Linked DNA regions of Homo sapiens: region 2 is linked to region 1. The links are chromatin contacts, found by Hi-C or POLR2A ChIA-PET in ENCODE. All regions are on one chromosome and are shown on one strand. Each heading gives the region's core, a stretch centred on a gene start or an enhancer-like site at or near the end of the contact. The rest is flanking DNA. Distances are from core to core; before and after follow the strand shown. Region 1 overlaps HLTF (helicase like transcription factor). Region 2 has its middle 24 kb from the start of CP.

The links. A loop is a pair of places that touch in the nucleus more often than their neighbours do. ChIA-PET counts read pairs that join two places held with the same protein, here RNA polymerase II (POLR2A). Pooled maps may share reads with other maps.
Region 2: a pooled map shows a loop between it and region 1 (5-fold over the local background). The contact joins two enhancer-like sites. A Hi-C loop is called at or near these places in 1 of 37 single-sample maps with no recorded cell type and 7 of 50 pooled maps. POLR2A ChIA-PET finds 5 or more read pairs at or near these places in 1 of 52 experiments (activated CD8-positive, alpha-beta memory T cell).

The regions. Positions count from the first base shown.
Region 1 is chr3:149,041,171-149,045,861 of GRCh38, reverse strand. It overlaps HLTF (helicase like transcription factor), which reads left to right. Exons shown (of 25, transcript NM_003071.4): 19 at 3,572-3,696; 20 at 4,194-4,372. Among named protein-coding and RNA genes, the nearest start is that of HLTF-AS1, 43 kb to the left of the region's middle. Within about 2 kb of position 2,806, at least 2 of the 41 ENCODE cell types and tissues checked have a DNase peak (open chromatin) inside an H3K27ac peak, as active enhancers do.
Region 2 is chr3:149,243,132-149,247,822 of GRCh38, reverse strand. It overlaps the pseudogene CPHL1P. Among named protein-coding and RNA genes, the nearest start is that of CP, 24 kb to the right of the region's middle. Within about 2 kb of position 1,947, at least 7 of the 41 ENCODE cell types and tissues checked have a DNase peak (open chromatin) inside an H3K27ac peak, as active enhancers do.

The DNA of each region.
Region 1 (4,691 bases), core at 1,557-4,056:
CTTACTTTAAATGACAAGTTCTCAATTGCTAGCCAGAAGATTTTGCTTGCTTCTATTTCCAAAATCGTATGGAAATCTGGAAATAGGAACTGATGAAATAGGTTTAACAAGAAGATTAAGGATTGGTAGAAGGTATGAAATTCTGGTCCAAGCAAGATCAGGTTTAATGTGAGCCCACAGGGAACAGAATGAATAAGAGACAAGTGAAAGCAGAATAGGACTGTGAAAGGGGAATCTTCAAAACATAAAAACTTCAGTGAGGTAGGTACAAAGCAGGTTTGATAGGAATTAGAGAGAGTGGGAAAGATTGTTCTAAGCAGCAGATTTCTGAGTTCAAAATCTTCTTTCTTTTCATATTCTTTCAACAAAAATTTATTAAGTGCCCACTGTGTGCCAGGCACTTATACCCATTGGGATACAGCAGAATAAAACAGACAAAAATGCCTGCACTCGAGGAATTTATATTTTAATGGGAAGAAACAGATAATTTAAAAACATGATTAAGTTTTAAGGAATAAAGCAACGAAAGGGGATGGGGAATGCCAAAGCTGTTTTAGTAGGGTATTAAGGAAGACCTCACTGAGAAGATGATATATAGGTAAAGATCTAAAGGAGATTGGGATTAAGGGGTGTTTCAGCCAGAAGGAAGAGCAAGTGTAGATGCTCCCAGTTGGGAACATGCCTGGTGAGCTTGAAGAATAACAGAGAAGCAAGTGTGGCTGGATAGTATGAACGAGAGAAAATAGTCATGATATCAGAGATTTATTGGAATGGGGGTATGTAACGCATATGTCAAGGACTTTGGCTTTTACTTTTTATGACAGGAAACCTTAAAGGGTTTTGAGCCAGGAGAGGGACGTAATCTGATTTATATTTTTAAAAGATCACTCTGGCTGCTGTGCTCAGATTTAGGTTATTTGAATAGGAATAAGGTCAGAAGTAGGGAGACCAGTGGCAGTCAAAGCAAGAGATGATGGTGGTTTTTACCATAGTAGTGATAAAGGGAGTGAGAAATGATTAGATTCTGTTAAATTGTGAACGTAGAACCAACAGAACTTGCTGGTTGATATGTTATGGCATGTGAAAGAGGAATCAAAGATAACTTCAAGCCTTTTTACCTGCATAAGTGGAAGGCTGGAATTGCTGTTTACCAAGACAGGTCTATGGGAAGAGCAGAGATTTTTTTAAGCTAAGATCAGAAGCTCAGTTTTGGACACATTGATCATAGGATGCCCGTGAATTTTCCAAGTAGAGATATCAAATAATTAGTTGGATAGGAGAGTCGAGTTCAAAGTCAGCTATGTGTGGATGGTAATTAAAGCCATGAGATCACCAAGGGAGTGAGTAAAGTGAAAGAGATCTAACTGTGAAGATAGCAATGGCTGGTGAAATAGGAGGAAGGAAGCTTCTAATATTTAGCACATGGTAGGCACTCAAAAGAGATCTCTTAAATTGAAATGCTGAGTATCAGTAAGATATGACCATGCCAGGGAATAATTAGTGTTAGTAAAGGTTATTCTATTTGAAAAAGTTGAAAAAGATTAACTTTATTGAAACTGTTCTCAGAAAATAAGTTATTTTTAAAGTATTCTTTTTAATAGGCTATATATTTACTAACATTTATTTAGCACTCACTAGGTGTTATACATTGATCTTAGTGCTTTAAATGTATTCACAGCAATCCTATTAGGTCAGTATAATTATCCACATCTTATAAGTGAGGAAACTGAGGCACAGAGCAGTTTAGGTGACTTACACTGTTGTCACACAGCTAGTGAGTGACAGGACAGATTAACTCTGGCACTTTGGTTTAGAGCTTGTAAGTTTAATCTTTGTATTATTTTGCCTATTCCTTGCATTCTTGAATATTCAGAAATGTTTGTTGCCATAATACTACCAGTACTAATACTAGCAACAGATTCATGTATAGCACTTAATATAGTCCAGGCACTATTTTAAATACTTTACATGTATTAAATTAAATAACAGTAGTTGTATGAGGTAGGTACTTTTACAATGCCACTGTTAGAACTGAGGAAGCTCAAGACATAGGTTAAGCAACCTGTCCAAGGTTACATAATTAAATTGGCACAGCCAGGTTTTGAATTCATGACCAGCTAGCTCTAAAAATTTGTACTCTTAGCCGTTAGGCTATATTTCTTCTGTTGCCTTAAAATACTTAAATATCAGATGGCCTGGTTATATAATTTTTGGATCACCCATTTCCTTAAGAATCTATGTTGTCATTGTACCACTGTATTTTGTATAGAATGTTTCTGTGGGGAAGCCTGGTTTTTTTTTTTTTTTTTTTTTTCCCTCTGAAGTTCAGCAACTTCTTTGTTGACTTTCCCCTGGGACATGTGATATTATTTAAATCTTTAGATTCCAGGCTTTTCCCCCCTTCTCTTTCCTGGAAAGCTTTCTTTAAATATTGTTTTCTGTTCCATTATTTTATTTCTCTCTGTGTATGTTAGATGTCTTTTATCTGTGTTCCATAGGTATCATTTTATTTCTGATCTTTTACATTTTTTTGTTTAATTTTGATTTTCTCAGTCCTGTTTCCTACATCCTTTTCTATGTTTTTATCAGTGACTAGTCTTTTTTTATATTGGCTTATATTGGTTTCAGTGTGACTTTCATTTCTCTGATGATTCACTGTTTTCTTTCACTTTCTTGAGCCATACCAGCTCATCTTTCATCTCTTCCTGTTCTCTTGCCATATTTTTTCAAAGCTCTTTGTCTTTGCTTTAAGATTTTTTTTTTTTGGAGGAATTGTTTTATTGAGTGGTGTTAAATTGTGACAGTATCCTTGGTCATAATTTTTATTTGCTCTGTGGCAACATTTTTCTGCTGAGTTTTCTTTCACTGCCATGTGTCCCCTACCTTTGCTCTCTGCTGATTATTACTTATATTTGAATATCTTGAGTTCTTCTTGGACTAGCTATTTGCTAGTCCAGATATACAAAAGGGAAAGGTCACAATCATGTCCCCGACCAGCAGGAAATAACCCAATTTACTTAAGACTCAGGGTTACATGTTGAGTTACTTTAGGTTTTATTAGTACACATAAACAGAGATCAGAAACTTTAGGGGTGCTTGGAGTGTAGAGTGCTGTGCCCATAGTCTTTTTTTGAAAATACAGTGCACCTGTATGTTTCTGTATTCAGTTTACCTTCCCTCTTTTTTTGATATAAATTTCTCCATGGAAGCTCAAGTCACCAAGCATGCACCCTGTTCCTGTTTCTGCACATGAGAGGTATTGATTTTCCCCTCAGGGCATGCCATCCATTTTAAAGAATTGTGTTTTGGCAGCTCTGTTTGAGATCTGCAGTCATCCCTCTCAGCATCTTCCTATCTGACTTAGACTGCAATTGGCAGCCATTTCTCATATATTGTGCCTTATTGTTATAGATCTCTCTTGGTTTTATTAGAGTTGCTTTTCTGCTTTTCATTCTTGTTTTGGAGTAATTTCTAGAGAAGAAAAGAAAAATGCCATTTTACTCTGCTGTTTTAGAATAGGAAGTTATTATTGTTTAGCGGACTTAATAATATTTGACATTTTAATCTCTAGGTATTTTAATGAAGGGACTGTCCTGGCACATTATGCAGATGTCCTGGGTCTTTTGCTTAGACTGCGGCAAATTTGTTGCCATACTTACCTTCTTACAAATGCAGTGTCTTCCAATGGCCCCTCAGGTAGGTAAATTTGATTGCTTCATATCATTGTATTTGTCAGAGATACTTAAATAAGAGTGATAAATTTTTTTTATGTGGCATACATTTAGTTTATTTTGTTCTGTCAAATGGAGATTGCTTTTAGTGTGAGACTCAGCTAGGAATACATCCAATAATTTTTTTACCAATGAAATGGAATTATAATGAGGTCTTTCCAGGAATTCCGGTGATAGATACCCTTTGATGAAAGATTCATATTGGATCTGCCTTTTATTGTGTGGTGGTATGTTATTGTCATGTTATAATGATGCTTCTCTATGAGGTATATTATGTGAGTTGGCTACTATTTTGGCTTCTGAATGTTTCTTAAATTTCAAATTTAAATTATGCTTTTTGCCTATGGCAGAAAATGATGAGAGACTTTCCCTACTGGCAAGCGAAACTTTTCCTTATAAGATAGATTAACTTGTCATATTACAAACCTTGCTCTGAAATTAATTTTTCAGCCTTTTCTCTAGGAAATGATACACCTGAAGAACTGAGAAAGAAGTTAATAAGGAAGATGAAGTTAATTCTGAGCTCAGGTTCAGATGAGGAATGTGCAATTTGCCTGGATTCTTTAACAGTTCCTGTGATAACACATTGTGCACATGTATTTTGTAAACCCTGTATTTGCCAAGTCATTCAGAATGAGCAGGTTAGTTTTTTGCTCAGTACAGGTTCAGTGTTTGATAGAGTAGTGTACCTGTCTTTAATATAATAAAAGATAGTATATGGAGTTTTGCACTTGGATTTAATAATATACCTTTGATAGTTAATTATTCCAGTATTTTAATAGGTGATATATTTCTTCTAATGCAACATTTGCAACATAAAAAGATGTTCACAGTCAATATCTTAATTCCGCTGTTTATATCATTGCTGTTCAATAAATGGATTGATAATGTGAGACACAAAGATAATTTTCAGTTTTCTAGTAGTCATACTCTTAAGTAAAAAGAAACATTAAGCTAATT
Region 2 (4,691 bases), core at 698-3,197, 200 kb before region 1:
AAGTTGAGATTGGTCAAGAAAGAAAAGAAAGGGTTTCATTTTTAAATTGTATGTTTTCCTAGGCATAAACCGTTGTTCATTAAAATAAGTTTTCTGGCAAAAAAAAAAAAAAAAAAACTCATAAAATTCTAAATGATTTAAAAATTTCAGGCAAAAATCATGTTTCATAAATCAGCAATGATCTACTTGTTAAATGTTTTTATTTCATTTGGCTGCATGTTAAGTAAAAGGATAAGAATAAGTCACTGTGTAAATAAGAAGAGAGATGACTCATAATTTAAAATAAATAACAATTACTCAGACATATTTCTTTTTATATTCCCTAGGTCCATTAATATTGCTCAACCCTGGTCAAATAATTCAAATTATCTTTAAAAATAAAGCCGCAAGACCGTATTCTATTCATGCTCATGGAGTGAAAACAAATAATTCCACTGTTGTTCCAACTCAGCCAGGTAACTACTTTGGGAGAAAAATAATCCCCAAAGCTTTTATGCAGGACTACGAGGCTAATGTTCTTTTAAATATATGGGTGCAGTTCCAGATGAGAGAGACGAGTGGACTAGTAAGATGAGCCTGAAGAAAGCATTTGGCGGGGGAGTTCCTTCTGCAAGTCAAGTTTACTTCCAGGCTGGGGCACCATGAGCAAAACTGTGAAGTGAAGGTTTGGTCTTCAGGGCCTACCTCCCCAGTGTATGAATTTCTCCTCTAGGTCCACCCTCCCTCCCACCGCTGTACCTGTCCAGCTGCCAGGTATTCTTATACTATATACAATCTCTCCAACTAAAGTGCTAAAGTAGGAGTTGAGTACAAGATGCAATATGTGAGAAAGTGGGGGAGGATTGAGCCAATAAGAGGAAATGATGGACCCCATGTATTAACATTTCCGTGGAATGGAATCACTGCTATACAGCATGCCATTCAACATAATTAACTCAGAAGAACATTAATATATTTTACTTAAAAATGCCCAGTAAGCAGACTGTGATATGAGGATTTGTGTGTAGATAGTGCTCTTGGAATCAACTAATATGGAAAGAATGAGAAATGAGTAGGATTGGACAGGGAGTGAGGTTAAGCAGAGATGCAGCCTCAACAGAAGTCACAGCCAACACAGTTCTGAAGATAGGGTGACCTTCAGCTTTCCTAAGCTGGAGTGAGAGAGCTGGGCTGTTATGTCCCTGAAGCAGTCATTAGATGCAATCTTGAGCAAGGTAGCTTTCTTCAGCCAAGGCTCTCTCTAAAGGAGGCTGACGCCTGCTGGAGTGAAATGTTCTTCATTCTTGATTGGGAATCTAGGGGTGGCATCAGAATGTCCACTATAGTTGCTCACCAAAACAAGTAGTTTTGGAAATTAAGAGTATCAATGAAAGCCAAATTCAGAAAGAAAAGATTTGTAAAGCAGAGGGACTGACAATAGACTTTGATGGTGGGCGAAATGTTTCTTTTTGTTTTTAAAAGCAGTCCTGTGGTCTGTTAAGTCTCATATCAAGGGAGTTTGCAAGTCAGTCCACTGCTCTGATTAGTTAAGAAAGGATCTACTACATGCATTCCACAAACACTTCTGAGTACTCTACCTGCTGTATGCCAGGCATTGTGTGATGTACTGGAAGGCAAGGGTTAGTGCTAAGTAGATTGTTACAGATTTGGGAGCTGGAGGTGGGGTTGGTTAATGTCATAGGACTATAACTCCCATGGATCTGTGGAAGTGGGAGATACAGAATTACGGTGGGGAGGGAGCAAAAGAACTTCACTGCAATATAGAATATAGAATTAAGATCCAATAGGACTAATATGCACAGCCTTGAGGGCAGGGAGGAGGTACATGTGATCCACACATTGGAATGTTCAGAGCAGGGATTCAAGGCTTTGTCACATTGAGTAATTGCCACATTGACTAAGATCACAAAGCAAGAAGTGAAACCAGAAGTGAAAGCTAGGACTATGCTGCCTACTATTTTTATAGCTTTAGTGTTTGCTCATTGTCTGGTTCTCCGTAAAGAAGTCTGATTTTAAAAGCTCTATTTAAATACACTTCATTTGTCTATTTCAGGAGAGATTCAAATATATACTTGGCAGATACCTGATAGAACTGGTCCTACCTCACTGGACTTTGAATGCATACCTTGGTTTTACTATTCAACTGTATCTGTGGCTAAGGTAAATTTTAAATCAAATAACAGTTCTTATCCTATCTCCTCCCAGAAATTATAACGGAAGGAAGAAGGTATTTATCATTGCTCTTAAGAACCTTAGTTCCATGTAAACTTTCTATTAAGTAACTTAATTACTGTTCAGCTTTTATTCCTACATTGGTCTGCATTTTTCAAGAGCAAAATAAACTATTACCTCATGATTACTTAGGCTTATAATTCTTTGCATAATCTCACTGTGAATTGAAAAATATATCTAATTATACAATAATAGACTATACTTTGTTCCACTGAATAGTATTCGAATTACAGAAAACAACATACACTAAAGAATTTTAAAATTCAGTTGGATGTGGTGGCTGATGTCTATACAAAAAATTTTAAAATTAGCCAGGCGCAGTGGCACATGCCTGTAGTCCTAGCTACGGGAGGCTGAGGTAGGAGGATTGCTTGAGTCCAGGAGTTCAAGATTATGCTGAGCTATGGTCACTCCATTGCCTAGGTGACACAGCAAAACTTGGTCTCTAAATAATAATAATAGTAACAATAGTAATCATAAATAAAGAATGGTATAATTCTATGATTAATAAGAAATATATATATACATATTGTGTGTGTAGGGGGGTGTATGTGTGTGTGTGTTTATATTTAAAACCCTCAACTATAGGGTTCAAGTTTATTTGCACTAAAAAAAAAAAAAAACAGTGCAAGTATTCTATTTGAACTCTTATCTTGGCCCACTCTGCCTGGAACAAGAATCTACACAGAGATTTAATTCAAAAACAAAATGAAGACAAACAAACCAAGACTCTCAACTAAAAGCTGCTGCAGGGGCAAAAGCACAAAGGTGAAGGGACTAACTCCTTTAGACTTCCTGCCAACCAACTTCAATGCCAGGAATTCTAATTAAAACCAAAATTCTTTTTTTATTAAAATGTCAAAAATAGAGCTAAATCCACTGAAAAATGTATCTAAAATCCCTTTCAGAGGTTTGGTGTTCTCTTTAGACTTCAACTCTAATGAATGAGGTTACAATTTTTCTTCAATCAAACATTGAGCATGTCAAATATTTTGTTCTTCACTCTCAGAATCCTGATAATTAAAAACTCAGGATTTGACCTCATTAAAAACTAAAACCGGATTCTACCTCTTTTATTTTGTGGGGGAAAATGTTAGTTGTGGCCACAGTGAACGATCTTGCTTTGCCTCCTCAGGACCTTCACAGTGGACTGGTAGGCCCTCTCTCTGTATGCCGCAAAGACATCAACCCCAACATAGTTCACCGTGTTCTCCACTTCATGATATTTGATGAGAATGAATCCTGGTACTTCGAAGACAGTATCAACACCTATGCTTCAAAACCAAACAAAGTGGACAAGGAAAATGATAATTTTCAACTCAGCAACCAAATGCACGGTAACATTCACTCACTGACTCACCAATGGTAACCCACAGGTTGCTCTGCACAAATGAAACAGATGAAAGGGCCTCGCTCCACACTGTTTATAGAATTCAACTACATATAACTGGTATGGATCATGTAGACCAGGGGTCAGCAAATTTTTTCTGCAAAGGGCCAGATAGTAAAGAAGTTAGGCTTGCAGGCCACATGGTCTCTATCATAAGCCATACTCTACTCTGCCACTGTAGAATGAAAGTGGTCACAGACAATAGGAAAACAAATGAAAGTGGCTGAGAGCCAAAAACTTCATTTATGGATGCTGAAATTTGTATCTCATAAAACATGTCAAGAAATAATATTATTAAATTTTTTTTCAACTATTTAGAAATTTTAAAACCATTCTTAGCTCATGGGCTGCAGTAACAGAGGCAGTGTGCTGGACCTTGCCCATATGCCACAGACTACTGATTTAGCAAGCACAGCAAATTCTCATGCTTTCTAGAGCTATGTAGACAATGTAAAAATAGGAACATCAGCTGTCATTTCAGGAGGAACTTACTACCATAATTTTCTAAGTATTTTGCTTGGATGAACACAGACAGAGGTGGGGCTTGGGGCAAACCAAAGTGAACATGGCCCCACCCACACTTCCCCATCACATTACCTTCACAGGCAGAACTTTTGAAAACTTCATGCTCATCAACCAAAATTATTTTATAGGTTGACTGTGACTAGGTGCATCTATTTACATCTAGATGACCTCCCCCACTCTAGAATCACAGTAACAAGACAATTATTCCAATAGAAAGCACATAAACAATCTCACTTACTTTCTTAGCCAGGGAAACTTCTCATCTTAAGCTGCTCAGCTGAGAGGGGTCAGAGATATGACTGGGTAAAAGATCCTTAACTAAGGCAAATTCAAATATAGTAATCTCCCACTTCTAAGGTTGTTTTTTCTCTTTTTTAGAAATATATGTAAATTTAAAGTTAATTCAAGGGTGACATCCATTTTACCAATAGTCTTTTTAATAAGTGTCATAGAGGGCACAAAGCACCTTGCGAGGCCCTAAAGAGATACAAAGGCCCATAATATGGGTCATCTGCCCTCATGTTGTTTACAGTCTAAGGGACGC